3 separate regions of the Mus musculus genome follow, and all the other regions are linked to region 2. The links are chromatin loops, found by intact Hi-C in ENCODE. Cell type or tissue: heart. All regions are shown on one strand. Region 1 holds the start of Gm41033 (a long non-coding RNA gene). Region 2 holds the start of Foxd1 (forkhead box D1). Region 3 has its middle 15 kb from the start of Gm41033.

Region 1 (8,000 bases), 220 kb before region 2:
AAGATCGGATGCCCTCTTCTGGTGTGTCTGAAAACAGCTACAGTGTACTTACATATAATAAACAAACAAACAAACAAAAAAACCCTACAGGACATATTTCACACACACATCTGCATCTATCTTTATTTTTTAAAGATTTTTTTTATTATTATACATAAGTATACTGTAGCAATCTTCAGATGCACCAGAAGAGGGCATCAGATCTCATTACCGGTGGTTGTTAGCCACCATGTGGTTGCTGGGATTTGAACTCAGGACCTTCGGAAGAGCAGTCAGTGCTCTTAACCACTGAGCCATCTTGCCAGCCCTGCATCTATCTTTATACTCACAGATAATACTTGACTCATTTATAGATACACAGGATCACATCTCTCTATACATCCACTTCCATACAGACCCTGGTAAAACCCTTCTCTCTTTTATAATTTGTTTTTAATCATCATTTGTTATCTTCCTGCCTGAGGGTGAAGCAGCCTCCATGGAGGGAGAGTATGTGCAGATCTTTGTAGGGAGGAAGAGAGTCCAGAGCCAGCTTTCCCCAGCTGTTTTGCATCTCTTCATAGATGGAAAAGGTGCTTGAAGTTTGCCATGATTGTGATTTTACTGGGAAGGCTGAGGTAGGACAAAGATGAGCCCAAGGCCAACTTGGACCCAAGAATGGCCTGTGTCTCAAAACACCAAAACAGTAACAGCCCTCAAAAGTGGAAGCTGAGCTCCTCTGCAGACAATGGAGCCTGCAATCGGCTCTAGAATTTAATGTCCTCCATTTGTGGGGGGCAGGTGGCTGCCAGCAGTCCCCCAAGGCCTCTAACTCCTAAGGGGTATTAATCTGTTTAATAGCTTGGTTCTAAGCCATGGGGGGTTTCCCAATTCCAAGGTCTTGTTTGAACTTTCTTTCTAAATCTGGTACTCTGCTTGCCTTATGAAACCAGAGCTGCGTGCTGGGCAACAGACAAGTAGGCCTGTGTGTCATTTGCTCTCAGGAGAATGGTCTTGGAGTTGTGTCTTGTTGCTGGCACTCAAAGGGTATGGGACCTGGCGGGTGGGATGTAGGGGGTGGGCAGACTTGCTAAGCGAGTTCCACAGGGGACCCTGTCTCTCCCACCCCCATCAGGCCACCTTTGACTCTGGAGCTGCTGGTGGTGGCTGGAGAGGCTGCCTCCCCTAACCCTCCACTGCCAAGATTCAGCAGCTCCTGGTTGCAGGGGCTGAGGACTAAGGATTCTATCTTTCCATCAGGCCTTATAGGGAAAGCACCTTAAGTCCCTTAACTCCCGGGACGTTCGTAATTAAGCTTAACGTTTTTCATTCCAAGGCCAATCTGTGTTCACTCCTAGAACCAGCAGGTTTCCTTTGCCAGAGGAGCCAATTCAGGGCCATCCTAGTGCAGACAAAACTCCATAGCGCTTTCTAAGCAAGGAGAGGTGGCCCAGGCCTGTTAGTCAGCACTTGGGAGACAGAGGCAGAAGAGTCATGACTTCCTGGCCAGTCTGTGAGACACCCCTCACCCAGTTTAAAAAACAAAACCAAAGGAAACGGACAAAACAACCTACGTTTAAAACTTCGAGCTAATTTATCTCCAACGTCACAAAGCTTCACATCTCCACACCTCGCTCCCCACAACCCTGGCGATTTTGGAATGACTGCATTCAAAAGGCTGGCAGGCCCTCCCTGTGGGCTCTTAGGAGCCCTATGCCCACCTCCTTGCTACATCCTAAGATCCACACTGGGATCTGCTGTGCTCCTACCCAGCATTCCTTGGTTATCAGTTTGTTTGAGGTGCGGCCTAAACCCTATGGAGTCACCCTGGCACACCAAGCTTGGTTTTTGTAGGGCACAGATTCAGACATCTTACATCATTTTCACCCCTCCCTTTGGAACTGGCTCACGGGGACCTGGCCCACACAGCAGTTTAAGCAAAAATGTTATAATTCTGATTTGGTATATAGTCTATGGGAGTTCTTGCTGTTTAATGCGCTTCTCTCTGTCTCTGTCTCTGTCTCTGTCTCTGTCTCTGTCTCTGTCTCTGTCTCTCTCTCTCTCTCTCTCTCTCTCTCTCTCTCTCTCTCACACACACACACACATACACACACACTGTGGCATAATAAATAATTCCATCTCTTAGCCAAAGCTCTGGAAATGAATATTACATTTTCATCTCTTGGGCCAACACTCTAAAATTGAATGTTCAATTCCATGGTTTTTAAAAGTTGTTGAAGCGACTGTGGCATGATGAAATATATGTAGTATTAAATCTCAGAAACAAAACAAACCCCAAAACCCAAACCGAAGCTCTCTCTTCAGGACAGCCTGATTAAGGCAGCTGGAGAAAGAAGGGAGCTGGCTGTGGAGTCAGGAGCAAGGAGGTCTCTCTTGCTGTCATCAGAGTCTTCTGCCTAGCCCCCCTCGACAAATAAATAGAGCACTGATTGTCTCTAAACATGAGCTAATCCGGGAAAACATCCCCTGCCCTCCCCCCAGCAGCCTCTGTACCAACCCATTTCTCCACAAGGAAATGTTTGTGACTTTGAAAATAAGCAATTTATAATTTCCTGAATTTTACTCTTCCTGGACAAACTACACTTTTTCTTATCTAGAAACATGATCTTTTCTTCTCTCAGATCTTTTCAATTATTCTAAAGAAACCAGGAACCTACAATTTAAAAAGTAAAACCGAAGGGAGGGGAAATCCATCTAGAATTATACACTTTATACTGTATTGTAATTTATACTGCATTTCAATCTCCAATGGGCTGTGTGCATTTTAATAAATGCTGGCGATTAGGGCAATGAAAAGAGATATTCAGAAAACACGATTTTCTTTCTATTCTTGGTAGCCAATCATGCTACCCTAACTGGTTATGTTGTTGTTTCCTTAAACCCATGGGTGAGACTAAAGAGGGGGAAAGAAGTAGACAAGTGGGCAATTGCCTGGATATCTTTGTCAGTGATGGTAGCAGTTGCTATGAACTGGGATCTGGTATCCACAGGTAGCCAGTGGCAGGCTCGGGGGGATCACCCCAGTCACTTCTCCACCCAGTCCCAGGCTGCATTGGAAAAATTCGAAACCTAGAGTTTCTTGAAAGCCATAAAGCCACGTCCCCTCCGCCGACCAGGAGGCCCTAGGGTGCGTCCACGACAGAATGGGGTGGGGGCCTGGCGTCAGCTGGCTGATCTGTCTGGGACACAGCTGCAGGGACCGGAGCCCTTCTCGGACTCGGCTCCTTTCAGAAAACATTTTCCCCCTCGGATGTGGTTTTCCGTTAATTAATCACTCATGGGCCTGCGTCCGTGGAGCCGTTTTCCCACTCATCCTTCGGCTTCGCTACAATCCGCGTTTGGAAAGGGCCAATTGGCTCATTTCTTAGGGGTGGCTGGGCTGAGGATTCTAACATGGATCTGCTCTGTGGCTACTGCCCGCATGTTGCCAAACGACCTTGTAGAAGGTCTGCTTCCCTCTCCAGATCTTCTAGCCTGTAGGCCATGCTAGTCTTGAGCCTTCTCGGGTCTAGGCTGCGGCCTGGGTGGTCCAGGTGCTCAGGGTGGTCTTTGCACCGCATCATTCGTTCCTTTAGGATCCTTCGGCATCCCGCTGACACCAGCCCCGTTTCGCTCCTCCCCTGTCTTCCTTCGAGGGCCTCTCCGGGCCTGTCTTGGCCTCGGGCACTAGAACATTCTGAACTAGGCCAGACAAACTAGCCAGGCTGCTGACTGTGGGGTACCCTGAGGCTGTCTTCCCCTGGCCTTAGCTGTGCAGTATCCTCTTGGCAAAGCCTGATCCAGGCCCCAGCATCCTGCGGGCGGGGCAGGAGAGTCCCCACGTAGTGGGAGAACGCTAACTCTGTTCCCTATTTGTGTTTTAATGCTCTCGCCGCTTCCGAGCCACGAACAGAAGCCTCCTACGCGGGCCTCAGCTTTAAGAACGCATCCAGATGTGGCTGGGACCACCCTGTGCCTCGGGTGTCTCCAAATGTGGCGCAGGCCACCCCACGCCGAGCGAGGTGGGATCGGATATTCCCGTGTGTGGGTGTTGGTGGAGATTTTGGGCTGCTGGGCCTGTGAATTTGACTAGTGTAATCGCACAGTCTGAGGCCGTAGGAAACCTCTGCGTCCCGGGGTCCCTGTGCCACTATCAGCCGCAGGCAACGACGCACAGGGCATTCGCCTGGTGGCGCAGTGCTAGCTGGGGGTCCCAGTACCGCAGCGGGCTTCCCAGACCGCAATTCCTGGACGACAAAGTCCGCAGTGTTTGCGATCGGGGGATGGGCAAAGCGCGCACACGAATGTGGTGCGTGGACACGTCCCGCGACCATCCCGGAGGGTCTTCTGCCCACCCGCAGCCCGGCTCGGCGCGGTTCCCACCAGCCAGTGCTCGCGCTTCCTCCCTCGGTCAGCGATCCAAGCCGCTGGTCCAGCTGTCAAAACAGGGGGTGTCTCTTTCATTCTGGCTCACAAAGTCCCAAAGGGGAACAAGGGGGCCTTAATGCTTGTGTTTGGACACAAGCAATTATCCCTAATTATTCTTTTTCTTTTGAGCCTGCCCGTCCTGCGGGCGAGCCCGCCGAGGAACAGGCCCCGTAATCCTCCCCGGCCGGCGAAGCTCAGTGGGTTCTGTGCGGCCCGAGGCCCGGGCGCTTTCATGTCATTGCGGGTTTAGAGCTGATTCAAACTCATTGCGATGGGGGAATTAACCCCGAGGCCCTGGCTTTCAGGGGCCTCTGATAAGAGATTATACGTGTTGATGGCAAGCTTTTCCTGGCAAAATGTTTTCAAAGGGCTTGGAGTTGTTAAATCAAAGCGCCATTGAATTGCTCCGGGGGGGGGGGGGGGAGCCGCCCCCTCCCGCCCCCTCCCCCTCCTCCCGCCCTTCCCCCAACTCCATCCCATTCCCCTTCATCCATCCGCCCATGTCACAGCCCAGGACTGCCCACAGTGAGTAGCTCAGCCTCCTCAGAGCTGCACACCACCTTCTTTTTAGACAGTTTCCCTCCGTGTCTCACCCGGGGAGGGTTGTTTTTGTAGGCGCCTGCAACACCCTTCTCTCTTGAGGTTCCCCCACACAGGCGCAAGCTCTCTGGTCAAGAAAGCCTGCCTCAAGTGAAAAAGTTTCTCCCCAAAAGTGTGTTTTGCAGAAAACGAAGGCAACAGGGAGGGATATCCGGAGAAAGGATGGGGAATTTTCTCCTCCCAACCCCTACCAAAGGTCAGAGGAGTCAGAGGGGAGCCCCGGGGTTAAAATGTGCTGTGAGCAGAGTTCACACGTCCCAGTGAATCACCTGGTCTTTTTAGGAGTGGGTGGCAGCTGATGACAAGGGGCTAAGGTTGGAAGACTTTGTGGATGTGGATTCTGAGCTGGAGTAAGTCTATTCAGCAAATCTGTTCCAATTGTAATATACAAAGGATTAATTTGTACTCTGCAGCTCCGCACTTATGTGCAGTGTTCCGAGAGAATAAATAAATAAATAAATAAATAAATTCCTCCAGGGGTTCAAAAGGTACTACAGAGACCAGATAACTGTGTGCCTTTGAAAATGAAGTACTTTTAAATGTATAAATTTAAATATATACTTAGGCTTATTTATTTTGTGGGTAGGAGTGTTTTGCCTGCATGTATGTATGTGCGTACCATGTGCGTGCCTGGTACACACAGAGCTCAGAAGAACGTTTTGGATCCTCTGGAAGTGGAGTTACAGATGGTTTTGAGTCACTATGTGGGCGTTGGAAATCAAACCTGGGTCCTCTGCAAAGGCAACAGTGCTCTTAACCGCAGGGCCCCAATGAAGTAATTTTTAATGTCAAATATGTAAAACTGATGAGGACATTGTCTCTTGTCACTTTGTGCTCCGCTCCCCCTTGCACACTTACCACACTGTGTTGGTCGATATGTGTAGCCAGATTTCTTCAGCCTTCTCCAATACTCTGAGATTGAAACCCAGCCCTTTGAGTGCCTGCCTGCTCTGATAGCCTGCTTCTTTTCCCTTGGATGCCTCCCTTGGGAGAACTGAGGTGGGAATGCTGTGTTCTGCTGGAAACGGAGGGGTTTCCTGGAGAGCTGACTTCCTGCCTGCCTACAGCCCCATCACCCAGGACTTAGCTCTGACCACCACTGGCTGTGGACATTCACTGGAGTCTTACCTAGAGACAGTCTTACCTAGTGAAAGGCTTGATGGCTTCATGAAGGGAGTGGGTGCCCCACCCACTCCCTTCCTGTTTACTTTCCTCTTGGAACTCTTAACCACTCACATTCAATACGCCTGCCCATGAGCTGGTCCAAGTTATAACAGAACTTGGTGTTGAGCTGGCACCCACTGTGTCTGGCAGCTTCGAGAAGGATAAGCTGGGTCTTTGGTGGAAGTTTGTTTGCTGATGGCCTTTGATGGGCCCTATAGGAAGCAAGTCAGTTATGGCTTTTTTTTTTTTCAACATAGCTACAGAGTTTTGGCTCTTTATCTCCTAGCAGCTGGCTACTATGTACCTCCTCCTCCCCCCAGTTCCCCTGACCTTCTTTCCCCTCCCCATTTGTGTTATCTCTAAGGAAAATTTGTTTTTTTTTGTAATTTTAATCTATTTAAATAATAATGTTTAAAATTTTGCATCGCGCAGGCAACAGGCCCCAAAACAGGCAAGTGGGGTTACACCAAACTGAAGTGCCTCTGCACAGCAAAGGACATCAGTGACAGTGAAGAGAGAGCCCACCAAACCAGGGTAAATATTTCTAAATCAGTCATCATATACGGGAGTGAAAGCCCAAGTCCTCAAGGAAGGCAAACTACTCAGTAATAAGAAAACAAACAATATAGTCAGAAAGATGGTCAGTGGCCTGAAAAAAAAAAGATTCTTTTTCAAAGAAGATATAAAAATAAATGGTCAACAGATATATGAAAAAATGAAAATGGCGCTTATACGGTGAGACCTTCCATTCCGAAACCGTGCTCTCAGTTCCAGCACACAGGAGGAGCCAGTCTGGGCTACATCAGGAGTCTCCAGAAACCTAGAAAACAAACAAACCAAACGATGGAAAATCAGTGTCCACGGGGCATGGAGAAGAGGGAACGGTGTACACAGTCACATTGTAAAATTGGTGCAGATGCTTTGAGGAATGACATGAAGGTGCCCCAAAATAACCCAGCAGAGTTCCCGTGAGATCCAGCCAACCTATTTCTGTAGATTCATCTTGAAGAAACTGAAATCTCTGTGTCAAAGTGCTGGCTGGGCTCCCATGTCCGTAGCTGCCTAGTTCACAATGCCAGATACAGAAACAGTTGAAATGTTTGCTCAGGGCTGGGGAGAGGGGATATGAAAGAAACATATCCTGATTGTGGCTGATTCCAGTGAGGTTTCTTTTAGGGACAACGCAATGTTCTAAAATGGATTGTGGTCATGGGTGCACAATTCAGGGAGGATACTAAAAAGCAGTTGAATGGAGTGCTCCGTGGATGAACTGCACGGCATTGTGTCAGGTAAGCTCGTTTTGTGCTGCTACAAGACTTGAGATCTGTACAACTGTACAGAGCCTCCTTTGGCCATTGTCTAGAGGCAATGAGGTCCTGGAACTTGGTTGCTTAGCATCTTGTGCAGGTCTTCCCTCTGTATTATAACATGACAAAGGAACCTCTTGGCAAGATGGAGCAAGAATGCTAGCGTGGGTCTCTCTTCCTTTTGTTACTAATGCCATTTGGAGGCTTCACCTAGATGCCTCTCCTCATCTTAATTCCTTCCCAAAGGCCTCACCTCCGACAACCTTGTGAGTTGTGGACTACATTCCAGTGAATGAATTGGAGAAACGCGTACCCTCAAACCACAGTGTGGATAAAGTAGGGCGTCTGCAAAGGAATGCCACAGGAAGGGGAAGCAGCCACAGCTCTGGGTACCCAATGCACAGCTTGGCTGGTGTGAGTGGACTGGATTGATGGAGAAGGAGGGAATCGTAGCAGAAGCCAAAATGAAGTATGGCGGCTGCCGAGGGGGTGCTATGAGCCGTCTACCCAGTGAGGTATGAA
Region 2 (8,000 bases):
TAAATCTAGCTGCAGATTAAATCCCCGCAGCACAACAGAGCCTTGAATGGAGAGGCTCCTTTTTGTGTGGTCCTTCCTCGGGAGCTGCCTGAACCATTAGCCCCAATATATCCCTCTCCCCATTAACTGCAATTCCCTCCCGACAGCGCTTCGGTCATTTGTCTCCAAGCTCTACGGGGGCGTTTGATGAGTAAAGAAACAAGGAGAGGAGAGAAAGGCGTCGGGTTAATGAGTTGTAGCAAATCCACACTTTGTAGTCGGGAGGAGGAGAGCTGGTGGCCAATGTTTGTCCAACTGGTTTATTTTTCGAGACCCAGGCTATTGAGGAAGGCCTGTTCGAGCAGCCTTCTTGCCTACAAACACACAAACATCCTTCTGTTTGCCTTCAAAGAAAAGGGGTGGGGTGGGGGGGACCAGCACTGGATTTGCATGCGAATGAGGAGCCCCAGGAGGAGACATCCTTGCCCATCAAAGGCCTGGGTAGACCCGCTGCCTTTGTTCCAACACCTGCTTGTCAGCACAGCCTGGCCAGGCGTGCCCCACACTCCGGGATCACCCGCCCAAGGCCCATGGTCCACTCCTCGGCCTACACCCAACGCCCTTACCGCTTTGGGCCCATACCTTAGGGCCTCTTACTGTACCCAGCATCAGTTCGCCGACCAGGTTTGCTGAGTAAAGCCCACAGCAAACGGCCAAATCTCAGAAAGAAGGCTGAACCTGGTGGTATGCAACAGACTAAACAAGCACCCAGCCTGACCAAAAGCAGGTTTGTGGTCTGCTGCCCGCGAGGGTGATGTGGGAGCCAAGCACAGGGACCCCAGGGCCAGCACTGGGCCACCCTGAACCTAGAGTACTGAAAACCTGTGGAGACAGGAATAGAACTCCTCTTCGCACTTTATTAAGATGTGTGATCATAAGAAAAGACATAGCTGTGATTCCCTGCTTCCAGGGCAGCTACACATTCATCCTCGGGGCGGCGGGGGGTGGGGGGGGGTGTGTGAATCGCACGGTTTTGGTTTTGCCTTTCTTCGCAATAACTTTCAAATCTAAAAGTCGGCGGCTCTGTGCGTTGCACAAGTCTACCTTCAGGAGTGCCATGCCTCTGTATGGTTTGCCTTTGGATCCAGTCTGCGAACGCCTCTGCAAAAGGGCTCCCGGGATGCAGAGGGTCTAGGGCTCCGGGTCTGCTTTCTTTAAAATCTATATTAAGAGTACAAGAGGCCTTTGAATATAAGATCTTCACCTACAACTTGCTATATATTTAGTGGTACTTTTCAGGTGTAAATATCTTTACTCTAACCTCAAATTTACCATCCTCCACAAATCTCTTGAGGGTGGGGAGCAAACAAACAGAATTTCATCTTGAGGTTTTGAGTCTTTTTCTTCTTCAGAAGAGACCAGGCTTCAAATATGGCCAGCCCTGCACAGTACTGGCCTGTTATGCAGACGTCATGATTGGATAGGTTCAATCTGTGAGTCTTCAGATATCATAGTGTGTACACTTACCACACTTTAAAGAAACTGAATAAACAGATCTCTACTGCAACCTGCTGACCCAAAGCATTCAAATTATGTGTTACATATGCACCCATCTGCTATAAGCAGGGCTCGCAGTACCATCTGTACTTAACCAAGACTAGCCTCAGCTTTTGCAAGGAACTATAAGTTGAATCTAATCAGCACTGAAAGCCTTAAAATTTGAAAAGGGATGCCCTAAATCACCCAAATTGTTTATTTAGTTCTGTAAACACCCAGGTACTTTCATCTTTAAATCTTTGAACCACATACCCTGTTAAAGTTGACAAATTCTCTTGCGCTTGGGTTATTCATTTTAAGCCAAAATCCCAGGCATCTTGCCTTTGCACTCAGAACTCATTTGTATAATTCCTGGACTCGCTTTTACCTTAAAGACCAGAACTTTCATATACAATTCATGTTATAAATGTAAATATTTGCTTATCCAGAACCTTTACGCTTTTAAACAGATAATCTCCTCATCTCTTTTTGCTGTTAAAATTGTAAACCCAGAGACCGGCCCTGCTTGTGTTGTTTCCATCACAGTTTAACATAGTGTTTGAGCATTTTTTTTTTTTACAACATCTTGCTGATAAGTGAGCAGAAATTAACTCGAGAATTTTGAAAATAAAATCGAATACTCCTGTTAAATTACCTTAGAATGACTAAACCATCTCCCTGATCTCAAAGATGGACAAAGCTTGGACTTGGAATTATCTAGCAAAGTAACGGCTTTCATTTGCTGTCACTAAAAACAAGTTCTGTGCAGCGGATGGCTTTGACTTGGAAAGTTTAAATGAAGAAGAACTGTGGCAGCATGGTATCCCGGTTTTGTTAGTCTTTCTTTGAAAGTACTATTTAAGTAGATCCTGGACTGAGTTCAGACTCATCTATTCCACCTTTTTCTTCTTAACAGAAAAGAAACTAAGAAAGGGACAATTCAGCCAATTACTTAGGTGGCTTTTCTTTGAAAATTAAGCATTTTATTTCTGAAAAAAAGTGTAAAAATCTTACATTAGAATAGTACAATAATAATTGCCAGTAAAATTTACAATACTCCTTGCAAAGAATACGTAGTAAGTACAAAATAAAAATTCCGCATGTCCATTATGATACAAAACACAGGTTAAAAATAGGAAATGGTAAATTTCGACTTATTTCTTGTGTAAACATGTTAATTTTTTTTCTTTCCATGAAAAAAGTCTACCAAACAAGTGTGAACAAGTAGAGGCATTTCTTGGAGACTTTTACTGGTTTTCTATAAGCTGCATTTAAACATTACTGATTTTTTAAAACGCCTGGACCTGAGAATCTCTACACCTCAAAAAGGGCTTAGTTTTGATGATTTTGCTTGTTTTGTTTTGTTTTTTCTCAATTTGTCAAAAGTCAAGGAAATTCCTAGTGCCAAGACAGAGCGACTCCCCTCCTTCCCACCCCAAGTCAGGGTTGCAGCATAGGGCGATTTTGCATAAATAGATGGACCCTCTGAGCTAAACTGCGCGGCGCCCCAGCTGTCGCCCAACACAGTCTGGTCCAAGAATCCGAAGCGGCGAAAATGGGGGGCGCGGGGTCTCCGAGGACCGGGAGGGGCGAACGAAACCAACCCCCCCATCCGGAGAAAGAAGCCGGGAGTCCTACCTTCGCTCTCCCGCGCGCTAACGACGTTCCTAACAATTGGAAATCCTAGCAGTAAAGTTCTCCACACTGGACAGCGCTGTCCCTTGGTGCAGAGTCCCCAGCGCGGCGGACGAGGACACGGAGGAGGCGGCGGCCGCGGCGGCGACCACGAGCGAGCGGGTGAGCGCGACGGCGGGACCAGCAGCCGCCTGTACTGCGCAACCCCCGCCCCCGGGTCCCGGGGCGGTCCCGCTGGCGGCCCCGGACGAGACGTGCGCCCCGGCGGCCGCGGGACCCCGAGTGCGCCCGATGAGGCTCTCGATGGAGAAGGGCGAGCGTGCGAGCGCTGCGGCGCCCGGGCCTCCCGCCTTGACTGCGGCCGCCTGCAAAGGGCCGGGCAGGGCGGCAGCCAGCGCGTGTGACCGGTAGCCGAAGGCGGTCCGCGCCAGCTCGGCGGCCGCACCGGGAGGCGGCGGCGGAGGAGGAGGAGGCGGCGGGGGCGAGTGCGGATGGAAGGCGGCGGCGGCTGCCGCGGCGGCGGCAGCGAAGAGCGCGGAGGGCGGCGCGCAGGGTGGCAGCTGCAGGCCGTAGGCGCAGCCGTAGGCTCCGTAGCCGCAGGCGGGCGGTGGCGGCGGCGGCGGGAAAAGCGCGGCGCCCGGGTCCCCTGCGCCCGCCGCCGGCCCCGCACCGCGCAGCAGCAGCGCCTCGGCCGCCGCGTGGGGAGCGAGTAGCGGCTGGCGCTTGAAGCGCTTGCGGCGCCGCAGGAAGCTGCCGTTGTCGAACATATCTGCGGACTCCGGGTCGAGCGTCCAGTAGTTGCCCTTGCCCGGGTTGCCCGGTTCGCGCGGGATCTTGACGAAGCAGTCGTTGAGCGACAGGTTGTGACGGATGCTGTTCTGCCAAGCGGGGAACTTCTCCCGGTAGTAAGGGAAGCGGCTGCTGATGAACTCGCAGATCTCGCTGAGCGTCAGGCGCTTCTTGGGGCTCTGCAGGATGGCCATGGTGATGAGCGCGATGTACGAGTAGGGCGGCTTCACCAGCGGATTCTTAGCGCCCCCGCCCGTGCCCGCGCCCGTACCACCTCCCGCGCCGCCTCCCGCTCCGGCGCCGCTGCAGCCGCCCGACCCGGTCCCCGGGGCGGGCGCAGGACCCGGAGGCGCGGGGGACGCGGCGGGCCGGGAGGCCAGCAGCAGGTCATCGTCGTCCTCCTCCTCCAGGTCCTCGAGATCGTCCTCCCCGGCGTAAGAGCGCCTCCGCCGCTGGGCCGAGCTCGGCAACCGGGACCCGCCGCCGCCGCGGCCGCCGCCGCCCTCGTCGTCATCGTCCTCCTCCTCCTCGTCGTCCTCGCCCTCCCCCACCACGTCGATGTCTGTCTCCTCCGCGAGGCCGGAGGCATCGGACATCTCCGTGCTCAGGGTCATAGCTGGGGCGGCGCGGTGGCGCGGCGGCACATAGGGGCACCGGGCTCCCGGCTCCCTGGCCTCCCCAGGCCGATCCCGGAGCGGCGGACCCGGAGCGAGGACGCCACTCTGCGACGCGCGGCTGCAGGAGGTGGCTGGGGCCGCTCCGCTCCGCTACTTGGCGAGCAGGGCTGTGCGAGGTGTTTGCGCTCCCCGGCTCGGCGGGCACCGGGTGGCGGGCGCTCTAGACTTGACCTTTTCCACTGTGGTCCCTTTAGCCCGGTTAGTCCAGGAGGGGGTGGCTGGACCCTGGCGGGCCAGTCGGTGTCGGGCGCCCAGAAGGGCGCGGGAGGAGTGAGAATCTAGAAACGGAGCTCGGCAAGGCCAGGGCTGAGTCCAGAAGAGGGCGGACCTTGTCTGTGCTTATAGCAGAAGGGGGCCTGTCACATGGTGTGCACGTCAGAGCGCGGCCCAGGGAAGGAAAAGAAAGGCGAGGGAATCGGCGTGTAGGAAGAGAAAGTTCACCCGCAGGAGGGGCAGCAGCAAGAGTTGGAGACTGAAGCCCACTATTTCTTGCCAAGATATTGGCTATCCTGAATCCCACCCTAGCCAGCCGCGAGCCGACCCGAGAGCTACAGGAGTTCAAACCCCCAGCCTTATTCTCCCGGATTAGCCCTCAACCCTAATCTCAAGCGCTCCGGGGACGCTTCGATTGGACAACCCAGTGGCCTGTAGGAGTCATCCCACTGGGGACAACTGCTCTATGTGTGAGGTGCTCACTGGAATATTGAGCGAGGGAGTCTGGTAGGGTGTCCCAGCTCTCTGGACTGGGCCAGTCTCCGCCTGTGGAATCTGATGAAAAATCCCCCATTTTGAGCACGGTAATAATTGTTTATTGACCCTTTAACCCTTTCCCTTCGGTTCTTCTCCAAAGACGTTTGTTTTCCGCCATCTGTTAATAAAAATGCGGTTAGGCTGGCGTTTTGGTCATTTATCTGCAATTGAATGCCCTAGAGACTTGACAGCTAAACTAAGCCACTCTAATGAGAGCATCTCACAAATTCCATGGGAATAGAGCAAGCAATGGTTGAATGAGGAAAAGAAATAGAAAATTGTAATGAAAACCCAAACACACACAGAAATTACACATAGCAGCAACTCAAACACTGTTGAGATGTTAGGAAAAAGAGCGCTATACTTTTCAATAAAAGGTATTTCTAAAGGAGCATTTCACACTACTTTCTAAATACTGGAATTATTATAACTTACACACAGTGTTGTTCCGGAAGGATTGATAGTAGAAAGGACAGTAGCAAAGATGAACTTTGAGATCAATTTTTTATTTTGGAAAATACATTAAATGCTTTTTATACTCTTTTTTTTAAAAAAAAACCCGACTTTTAAATTTTAAATGCAGGATGCAACTCCACTCGATTCATTTTTCTTCCAAGTGGCAAGCTAATAGGGATGATTAAAGTATTATTCTGTTTTAAGGTCACCTGTGTTTACCACCAGCTAAATGTTTTGTTCTGGCTGGCGGGAAATCCGAATAATTGTGTAATCCGAATTCATTTTGATAGCCTAGCTTTCTGGATGTTTGCCTTTTCTGAGATGTTTCGATTTCAAATAGGGAACTTTGCCTTACCAGTTTAACTTTCTGGTTAAAATCGCCATTTGCCAAGAACTGAATAAAAATTCAATGGCTTTCTCTAGGAACAATCTCAAATGCTCTGTGTGTCATTGTATCAACCAAGTGTTTCTTACTTCCTGAAGTGACTTGTTCTAACTGGTATTCATCACAAAAATAAGCTGTTGCCCCATCTAATACTTCTTTTCAAATCAGATTTCGTTTTCTCCAATGGGTAACCACCAGTTCCACTTGTAAATGGTCTGTAAAGTCTACTAGAGATCTTTAAAAGATCTATGAGAATGCCTTGCGATCTGAACGCGTTGATTTTCATTGCCTCTCATTTGATGTATGACTGGACCATCTAATTATTGTAATGGGCTCTGATTAACCTGCGCCAACATTAATCAGGCAGCGAATGCTTTGTTGATGCAGACAGGCGTCCTAACCAAGGAGTCCACTTTTACATCAAAAGTTTAAGTTTTATTAGTGCTTGCCCGATATCTAAATAAACACTATGGTTTTCGCAGTGCTGAGGGCTGCTGCGTACAAACGTATTTGAAGATGGAATACAAGAAGAATTGTTCGCAGGTTATTAGTAACGTTAGAGGAAAATCTCTCTGCTCAAGATTTGCAATTTGTCTGTCCTAGAAGGGTCTGGGAGTTGAGAGCTTATGTTCCGTTTGCAATATCGCCCCCAAAGGGTTAAAGGGCTGTTTCCTGGAAATGTTTGGGGAAACGTGGTAAATTACCTTAAAGTCACTGGCGGGGGGCGAGGAATGTGGGGATTTGCTGGATTTGACAGACCACCTCAACACACTGGGATCAATGAAGGTACAGAACAGGTAACCAGAGATTTGAGTGAGCTTCACTAAAGCCATCTTTGGGCACTCCACCAGTTTTGTTTGCTTTAGTTAAGGTACCTATAGCCCCTTAGCTGTTCAGTCCAGAAATTTCCCAGCCTGGAAACCTTGCTGGGAATTCGTGCCTTGCTCATCCTCTTTCTGCCTTCCTGGTCCCTAGCTCTCAGAATCTCCTGACTCCCTGTCTTTTCTCCAAGGATGGAAAGTCCCCCATCCCATCCCATCCCATCCCATCCCATCCCATCCCATCCCATCCCATCCCATCCCCTCAAGCTAGTACAGGGGCCAGAAATCTTTCCCAGAGGTGGGCAGGACAGCCATTTGGAACCAAGAGCCATCCCCACTCCCATCCCCCACTCCTTGGCCTGAAAGCGCGCACCAAGAAAGCAGCTGGTGGTTATCCTTGCAATGTAGGAGCTCGGCAGAACTGCCCCCTGGTGGTAGTGTGGAGTCCTGCTGTCCCTTGGGTTGGCCTGGGCACCCGGTGCCACCGGTGCCACCGTGGTGGCTAGAAAATCCCCAGAGCAGAAAGTGTCTGGTAAGGCCCTAGATCTAGTAGTCTCCTCTGAGGGACAGGGACTGAGCCCGCACAACAGGCTTCTTCTCCTTGGGGTTCGAGTTAATCAGTTTTATTCTCACAGGCTGTTTGGGTCAGGGGCCTGAACCCCCCAGAGCTGAAGTCACAGGATTTGGCACCAGCTTTGGGAAGAAGGCTCTGCCTCAACTCCCTTCATCTTTGTCACAGGCCCAGAAAATTCCTTTGAGGAGAAACTTGGGTATGTAAACTCAGAAGACAAGAATCTAAATGTGCTGGCTGATTTTATGTCAACTTGATGTAAGCTAGAGACATTTTGGAAGAGGGAACCTCAGTTGAGAAATTGTCCCTACCAGATTGGCCTGTGGACACAGCCTATGACACATGTCTTCATTGATTGATGTGTGTGTTGTGGGGGTTGGGGGTGTGGTCCAGCGCACTGT
Region 3 (8,000 bases), 230 kb before region 2:
CACACATGCCTTTCTCAAACATACTCTCATGCATGCACTCAAGGAGAACTACACACACACACACATAAAACACACACACACACACACACACACACACACACACACACACACACACACACACACCCATCCCCAGCTCTCACCTCGGATCCCAGGGTGCCTTCAGATCTGACCAAGTAATTATGTCTACGGGCTTCTGTTTTGCGGTTCCCTATTAAGACGCCTGGGCAGTTCGGAGTTTTCACATTTCCAAACCTCTGACTCTGCTCAACCACATGAGCTCTGCTCAGAGGGGCACTGGAGAACTGGGACTATTCTCCAGCACCATGGCTACCAGGTCTGTGCATCTATTCACGGACCTGGTACCCACCCCCCGGGGAGACTGAACAGGACTGGAAGCCCAGGCTTTACCAGGCTTCATTGGCTGGGGTGGACCCTGGCCATTGACAGATAGTTCCGTGGTGGTTGCATGGGGGCAAGGCTGAAGGTCACTGAATCAGAGCAAAGGGTCCATCCATGAGGTCCTTCCCTGGACTTCCTTTCCCTCTGAAGAGGCACTTTCATGAAGTGACGCTAGGCCCTCTGCCGTGTCACAGCGAATGGAACTTTCCCCATCCTGGCCTTTGAAGGGGAGGATAAGTCCACACACAGACCTGTGCATGAAGTGAGCAGAAGTTCAACGTGCCAGCAATTTCCCATGATGCCACTGGCCTAAAAACTTTCAACGGAAGCCTTATTTGCAGCCTAATGTGGTTTTAGAAACAGCAGTAGGCAGGCTGCTTCCATAGAGGAACCCCCCAAGGAAGACGAGGGAGCCTTCTGACTAGGAGTGAACTGGGTAACTAGGAGTTCCTACAGGTGGCCTGGGGTGCTTGCTGGATGTGTGAGCTAATCTCTGAGAAAGGAGAAAGAAGAGCATCGTTGGGATTTGCTGAGAAGGCACGTGTGTCTGAGGGTGCAGCTTCAAGGACATCAGTTAACCATGTTAAGCCCCAGCTTCATCCTCCATATGAAGTTCCTCCCAGCAGGTCCTCAAACAGACCTTAGTGACGAGACGGCAGATGGTAACTCTTCCCCTAAGGGAATAGCTGGGGACACGGTTTCATTCTTCATGTTGTATCGGTGTCCCCTTCAAAACAAGAACGGTATTCTTTTATCAAGCCGTGCTAACAAGCTAACCGGCGCCGTGATGTCTTACTATTAAAAAGCAGCTACCAACTTCAGTGGCTTAAAATAATGCAGATTTATTAGCATACAGTACCGGAGGTCAGAAGTCTGAAATGGGTCTCACTGGATTCAAATCAAGATGTTGGCAAGGCTTCCTCTGCGGAGCCTCTCAGGGAGAATCCATCTTTTTGACTTTTCCAGCTTCTAGAGGCTCCCTGCATTCCTTGGCCCACGGCCTCTCCCTTCATCAGAACTAGCAATTTGGCATCTTCAAATTTTTCTGTCTGTCACTCTCCTGCCTTCCTCCTGTACTTACAAAGCCCCTTGTGACTACATGGGGTCCACACAGATCATTCAGGAAAATGTCCCCATCTCAAGTCATAGACACCTCTGCAAGCCTTCTTTGCCAGGAAAGGTAGCAGCCACCACTCTATTATTAGCATGTGGACCTGCCCGGGGAGGCCTACTTTATCTGAGAGTATAGTGAAGTTAAAGGTTTCACTCTTCCAACTTTTGCTGCCAACTGTGGACGCTCACTGCTGCTTGCCCAGTAACAGATGTCGATAGAGGGCGAAAGAAAATATTCAACAAATAAACTTCACCAGGAGATTCACAGACTGCCAGTTGGGGAGTTTGGTCATTTCCCTCACAGAGACAGGAAGGTGTGAACCTGTTTACTTCTGGCTGTGATTTTATAGCTCCTGACACACCAAGGTTGTAGTTTTCGCTTGTAAAATCATGCCTAACACATTTGAGAGGTCTGATGGTCTCCGTGGCAACCTGCGGAGATGACTAATTTTGCAGGTAGTTTAATCTTTGGGGAGTCTACCGCCTGGGGATTAGAACCTGACTGAGGCTAGTCCTCCTCCGAGACAAGAGCAAGCAGGAAGAGAAGACTACCACGCACGTCAGTTCGGAATATGTGACTTTTTTTTGTACTTTTCCAACCAGTCAAGAACTCATATGTGGAGTTTGGACTGGAAACTGGAACTCAGTGGGAGGTCTGTGCGAGTGGAGGATGGGGTGTTCCAGGCTTTCACAACACAAAACAGGTGGTTTCAGCAGTGTTTTGGTGTGGAGGCAGAGGAGGGAAGAAGGGAGGGGTAAATACAGAGGGGGGAGGGGCTTCTGGGAGGATGGGACCCAACCTCCCAGATCTGCTCTGAACTATACAGAGTAAGAGATGAGACTGTGAACCTTCCTGGGTGTTGCTGGGGACAGCATAGGACTGTCCAGAGGCCCAGGTAGGAACCCAGAAGCTGGTCTGGCAAAGGCTTTTCTGTACGGGAAAACCAAAGTATAGCTCAGAGTCCTTAGAATGAGAGACATAAAGAAATGGAAGTCTAGCCAAGCAGGAACTTCCCCCAAAGAAGACTCGAGAGCCCAGTGGTAAATCTTTCCTCTTTCCGAGCTGTGATGTGGAGTCCAGCTACAGGCAGGACCAGCCCAGCCTGTGACAGGCTTTAATTATTTTAGCGTAAGAAATGTGTGCTTTGTAAACATACCAGATGTCTTTCTTTTGTTTATTTTAATTTTTTGTTTGTTTTATTTTTGTTGTCACGGATGTTGTTGTTTTAGTAGAACTTTAAGGATGGGGGGGGGGGGACAGGGTCCTTACCCTTGTTTGGGAAGGTCCAGCTGGAGAATCAGAGAATCTTTTTCCAGCTCAAGACCCTGGGGAGGTAAATCATGAAAGTGTGATAAATCAGGACCCCAGAAGTGGCTGCTCTGGGATTCCCTGGGGGGCTCTTAGTAACCTCCTCAACACATTGCATGGATGGGGGAGGCAATGGGATTGTGGAGGATAGAAAGGAAAGCACCAGGGGCTGGAGAGGTGGCTCAGCGGTTAAGAGCACTGGCTGCTCTTCCAGAGGTCCTGAGTTCAATTCCCAGCAACCACATGGTGGCTCAGGACCATCTGTAATGAGATCTGATGCCCTCTTCTGGTGTGTCTGAAGACAGCTACAGTGTACTCATAAAGAAATAATTCTAAAAACGGAAAGAAAGAAAGAGAGAGAGAGAGAGAGAGAGAGAGAGAGAGAGAGAGAGAGAGAGAGAGAGAGAGAGAGAGAGAAGCATCCCCTGTTAGGCATCAAAATGAACAAGTGATCAGAGCCCCACCTTTTCTCACAAGCCCAACAACCTCCTTACAGAGCTTCCTGGACAACAGGAAGTTGTTCATGGCTCGTCCACCCAATGCTGTTGCTGATCATTCCCTCTTTTCCACGAAGAGCACAACACATCTAAGCCTGCAGTCTTTGCAGCAGAACTGCCTGGCATCAATTAGCACCAACTTCTGGCGAATGGCAATCCTTAAACAAGCATGGAGATGTTCGCAGTGTGAGTATTTAACACGATCTATAAATGAGCACCCATGACTTGGCCCCACAAGGCAACCAGACTCAGGCAAATTGTGACCCTGTGACCCAGGGATAAGCCCGTGACCAGAATCAAGTCCAAGGGTCCAACTCCCCTCATCTTCATCAAGCTTTTCAGCCAACCACACAAAAACAGATTTCCCAGGGCTGACAACAGACGGATTAAGCCCAACTGCTCTTGTTCTAAGATGTCTTCAAAAACAAACAAACAAACAAACAAACAAACAAACAAACCAACCAAAGCCCACAACTTCCCTGTTCACAGTGGGGGAGAAGCTGTGGGTGTGGAAGCAGAGGGGGTGGGTAATTTATTCAGGAGCTGGGAAGCTGAGAAACAGATTTGAAGACAAATAACTTCAAAGCCCTCAAGAGAACGTCCATAAAACATAAGCCAGCCAGCCAGCCAGCGAGTGAGTCAAGCCCACTTGGAGTTTCTAGGGAGGAACGTTTACCAGCACCACGAATAATTTTTCATCTGTCACGAGATCCTGAACCAGCAGAAACCTGGATGACCACAGGGAAATGAGTCTCCATCTGCTCTTGGTTTCCCAAGCCATATTCGTCAGGGGCGCAGCAAAAGTCAGGAAGCCTACCCTCTTCAAGCACATTCGATTTTCACCTTGTTTGACAAACGGAGGATAGTATATTTTTTTGGCAGCTGAAATCCAGAAAGGCCACGCACCCACACTCGACCAGATGCGGAAGTCCTTTATAGGCAGTAACCTGAAACACATTCTTGTGCCTGGCCCTGCCAAAGGGCAGCCAGGCTGGTTCACCTGGGACGAAACTATGCCCTTGTCCATCTCCTAACTCCATACTGTAGATCCGCTGTCCTTCCACCGTAATCACGTGACTGCCCAGAAAGCCAGCCAGGTCCTTGGTCAACTGCCTTAGATGGCCAGCTCTGGAGGACCTTTCTCCTGTCAGAGCCCACAGGGTCTCCGTACCTCGGCGTCACCCAATCGACAGTTTTTCTGCTCGGTGCCCCCCCGGCCCCTGCCCCCCCTGCACTAACTCAAGTGTCTCCCATCGGGTCTGCGGCGGCGGCAGCGCTGGTCCTAAGTGACCGAGAGACCCACGCGGTTTTCCCTGAATGGCCACGAGGGGGCAGGAAAGAGGCTCGAGGCCGCAGGTCAACCCAGCTCCTGGTGGCGCAGAGGCGCGGAGCAGGGACAGAGCTGGCAGCCAGGAGGCGGCGGGGGCCCCCAGGAGTCCCGGGAGGACAGTGAAGAGACGCAGCTGGGTCCGCACCGACGCCGCCGCTCTGCGACTGGTCCGAATCCCTGGGTTCTGCTGGCGCGGCGACTCGAAACCGGGAGTCCTGCAAGTGGTCGCCAGGGAGCTCCTGGCTCTCTGAGCCGGGAGGTCCCTTCATCCCTCACACGGACATTTCATCCTGGGAAGAAAGGTGTCCATTTCTTCCCGCCTTCCCTTCTGCCTCTGAAACCTCCCTGCCCCGAAACTGGAGACCACTGTTACCCTTCCACCCGCCACCCCAACCCCACTATATATTTGCATACGCGGAGTGCAGAGTTGCTGAAATTAGCCCATTAGACTTTTGTGACTCAGGAGCCAGCTTTTGATATATGATTCACATTGGCTCCCTCAGCTACCAGTTTCCACAGGTTTCTGTCACCTCGCCCCAAGAAGATACCGTTCAACCGGTTCTCCTCTCTTTGCCAAGCTTTGTCCCTTTTTCTTCTCCCGGATTCGAATGCGTTCTGAATCCTTGGAACTGGAGCTAAACAATGGTTCTGGCTCAGCAGGGTCAACATAGATTTAAAAACAGACTGATCAAAGTTCAGTGGGATATTTGTGTGCTTTTGAGCGGACATTTAATTCTTTGATTAAAAATATTTTCCAGTTTTCTCTTTTAAGGAAAAAGAAAACTCTTGGCTTTAAAAATATTTGCAGTGCTTTGTTTCCTTGGTGATAATTATTTTGGAATATCTAATAAGATATATAAAAATGATAATGTAAAATTTTATTGTTTTTTTCAAAACAGACCTGGCTCAAAGAGACTAGGGAACTATTCTGATGCTAATAAGCAATCGAGTAAGAATATGATTTTAAAAGCCTTAACAGCAAAACCAAAGAAAGCCTGCTTTCCTCCTCTGGGCCTAGCTATCTGATGTTGTGTCTCAGTGGAAGGGAGCAGGTGGGCCCCTCCCAGAGCTCGGCTTGTCTGGGGCTACAGCCCCCCGCCCCCCCCCCCAGCCGGCCTCGGCTTCAGGCTCCACTCTCTCCCACCCCTTCCAGGAGGAAGCTAGTCCAACCTGACAGAGAGCAATGATCTCAGTGTACCAGCATGCAAACGAGGGACAGCGAGGCTCCTTCATGACACTGTGGCCCAGGGCTCCTAATATCTGCGCCAGTGGTTTGCTCCTTTTATGTCAGGATCTTCGGTTACTCAGTGTCTAGTTCTCCAGCAGGGCAGTGGCCCAGGCGGTCGGATTTTCCACTCGCTCTTCTGCTGGCTTTCTACCTCCACCCCTTGGAAATTCGGGCGATTTGCTTGCATCTCCAGCAGAGGGTAGGCAGGAGAAAGAAAAAAAGCTGCGGTTCTGAGTTGACTGTTCCAGGGTTGGTGGGAAAAGAGCCGCGCTGTTGGCTAAAATGAGATTTGGGGATTATCAGTGGATTTAATCTGGTCTCACATTTACCATCTCTGCAAATAATTAGAGATTACTAGTCACATTCAGAAGTTGCATTAACCTCAAAGAATTCACAGAAAATCTAAATAGGCTTAAATCCCATCCCGGGATCCAGAATGTGAAGTGCAAGCTACCGTTCCAGATAATTAACATTTTAGGCTCTCCCCTCCCACGGGGGCGGAGCTACAACGACACCTAGGTGTGTGAATAGACTTGAAATACAGTATGAAGGAGAGAATAGCCCAATAGGAAGAGGACCAGCCGTGCAACACTGCTTCCTTCTCTAGTCTCCAAGAGACTATTCTGATTCGGGAGGTGTTGAGAAGAGCTTTGTTTTTAGCATGTGTTGGAGGCCACCAGGCAGCGGTTGATTCGCAGGGCAATACCCACTCTGCTCCTGAAGATCATACTGGACATAGAGGCCTCCTGTGGGGACAGGGAAGGGGATTACAGAGAACTTTAGTCCAGAGCCCTGGTGAGAGAGCACCCTTACATTGGCAGTCAAGTGAGAATGCTGTTGGTCCTACAAAGTTCGTGAGAACTGAATGTGCTGGTGTCGCTGTGGTGGTTAACGTTTTCGGAGACGTTTCATAACCGTTCTTTGCTTGATCTCCATGGTAACTATGAGGTAGGAGAGGAGCTCTGACGAGGAAAGACCCAAAAACTAAGAATAGAGCAGAATTGGAATCTCAGCCTTCACCTGGCATCCGATTTTATAATACTCTAGCTTCTTATTTGGCTACATTTTCATCCTTGCTGTATGTGTTTTTTTTTGTTTTTTGTTTTTTTAAATGGCCACTACACTAAAATGAACTCACTTCTATTTGCTTAATTACATCGATTCTACTCCCGAGACAGACATCAGGGCTACATAAACATTGTCTCTCCTTTGGAATGCAAGCCCACTCCTTCGCTTCTTCCCACTGACTGCGTTTCTCCACCTTCATAATCAGCAGAGCAGCTCCTAAGTGACTGATGACATGCCATCCAGAAGCCACTTCATTCCCCAGGGCTTCCTTTCTGTGCCTGGAATTTGAGTGGGGACTGGGATTCTCCAAAGAAAATGAGCAAGCTCACCCAAGAATCCCCAGGCTCCAATAAAATGTTTAGTGTGTAATAACTTCAAATTGTTATATCCATTCATATTTTTAGAAAGATTTTAAAAAATACTCTGACATACCTCACAAGCTGATAGTCTGATCCATGCTCAAAAAAAAAAAAATCAGAACCAATCAACACCATTCATACAGTTGTGGTAGAGACCTCCAAAAGTGTTTCCTTCAACCTCTGCCAGCCTGGAGGTGGGGGTAAGGAATGGTAATATTATTATATAAATATCTGCACTGAGTTCTTGGAGAGAATTGCATGATGACCATATATGGTAAAAGGTACATCCCCACCCCCACTCCCCCAAGATGCTGCTATTGGAATATGTTAAAATGCATATGTCTCCGTTCTGTTCCCGAGAAGCTGGTGTGCAGATGTGAGGGGCCGGGCTTGTGGAAGCGCTGCTGTCTACAGCTTACATGTTGTCTACCAGGCCCCCAGAATGTTTTTTAAAAGGCACTGTGCAGAATGAGGCCCGGACCTTCTTTGACGTAATTGTCTTTCTTTGGAGAGACATCTTGAAGGAAAAGATGAAGATTTGAAAAGGGGATTAATCTCCTCAAACCGATCTGTAACTTTCCCTGTACTTTGTAGGAACTCTTTAAACACAACAATAACCACAGCAAATCCATCTCATGGTGGATACCTACCTGAGCAAAGTCTCTGTTTAAGGGGCTGGACGTCCCTCTCTGGTTTC

What was found. A loop is a pair of places that touch in the nucleus more often than their neighbours do. Peaks named below come from ENCODE experiments on the same cell type or tissue, not always from the same donor. Only the 100,000 strongest peaks of a DNase experiment are listed, where the experiment ranks them.
Region 1: it touches region 2 in a loop (3-fold over the local background); 13 of 42 quality-filtered maps call a loop at or near these places.
Region 3: a loop joins it to region 2, with 5 times the contacts of the local background. A loop is called at or near these places in 13 of 42 quality-filtered maps.

Annotation. Positions count from the first base shown.
Region 1 is chr13:98,569,312-98,577,311 of GRCm38, reverse strand. Gm41033 (a long non-coding RNA gene) reads left to right here and starts at 2,723. Exons shown (of 7, transcript XR_873852.2): 1 at 2,723-4,001; 2 at 6,604-6,705; 3 at 7,348-7,460. In heart, no CTCF peak of the experiment used is centred here; no DNase peak of the experiment used is centred here; H3K4me3 peaks cover 2,182 bases; H3K27ac peaks cover 814 bases; H3K27me3 peaks cover 5,193 bases.
Region 2 is chr13:98,351,173-98,359,172 of GRCm38, reverse strand. Foxd1 (forkhead box D1) reads right to left here and starts at 4,928. Exons shown (of 1, transcript NM_008242.2): 1 at 2,468-4,928. The coding sequence starts at 4,553. The coding sequence ends at 3,183. In heart, a CTCF peak has its summit at 7,456 (motif pointing left); a DNase peak (open chromatin) is centred at 4,922; H3K4me3 peaks cover 2,605 bases; H3K27ac peaks cover 1,625 bases; H3K27me3 peaks cover 6,659 bases.
Region 3 is chr13:98,585,791-98,593,790 of GRCm38, reverse strand. No RefSeq gene overlaps it. Among named protein-coding and RNA genes, the nearest start is that of Gm41033, 15 kb to the right of the region's middle. In heart, CTCF peaks have their summits at 4,461, 4,664 (motif pointing right) and 6,098 (motif pointing right); a DNase peak (open chromatin) is centred at 4,660; H3K4me3 peaks cover 2,719 bases; H3K27ac peaks cover 1,367 bases; H3K27me3 peaks cover 1,471 bases.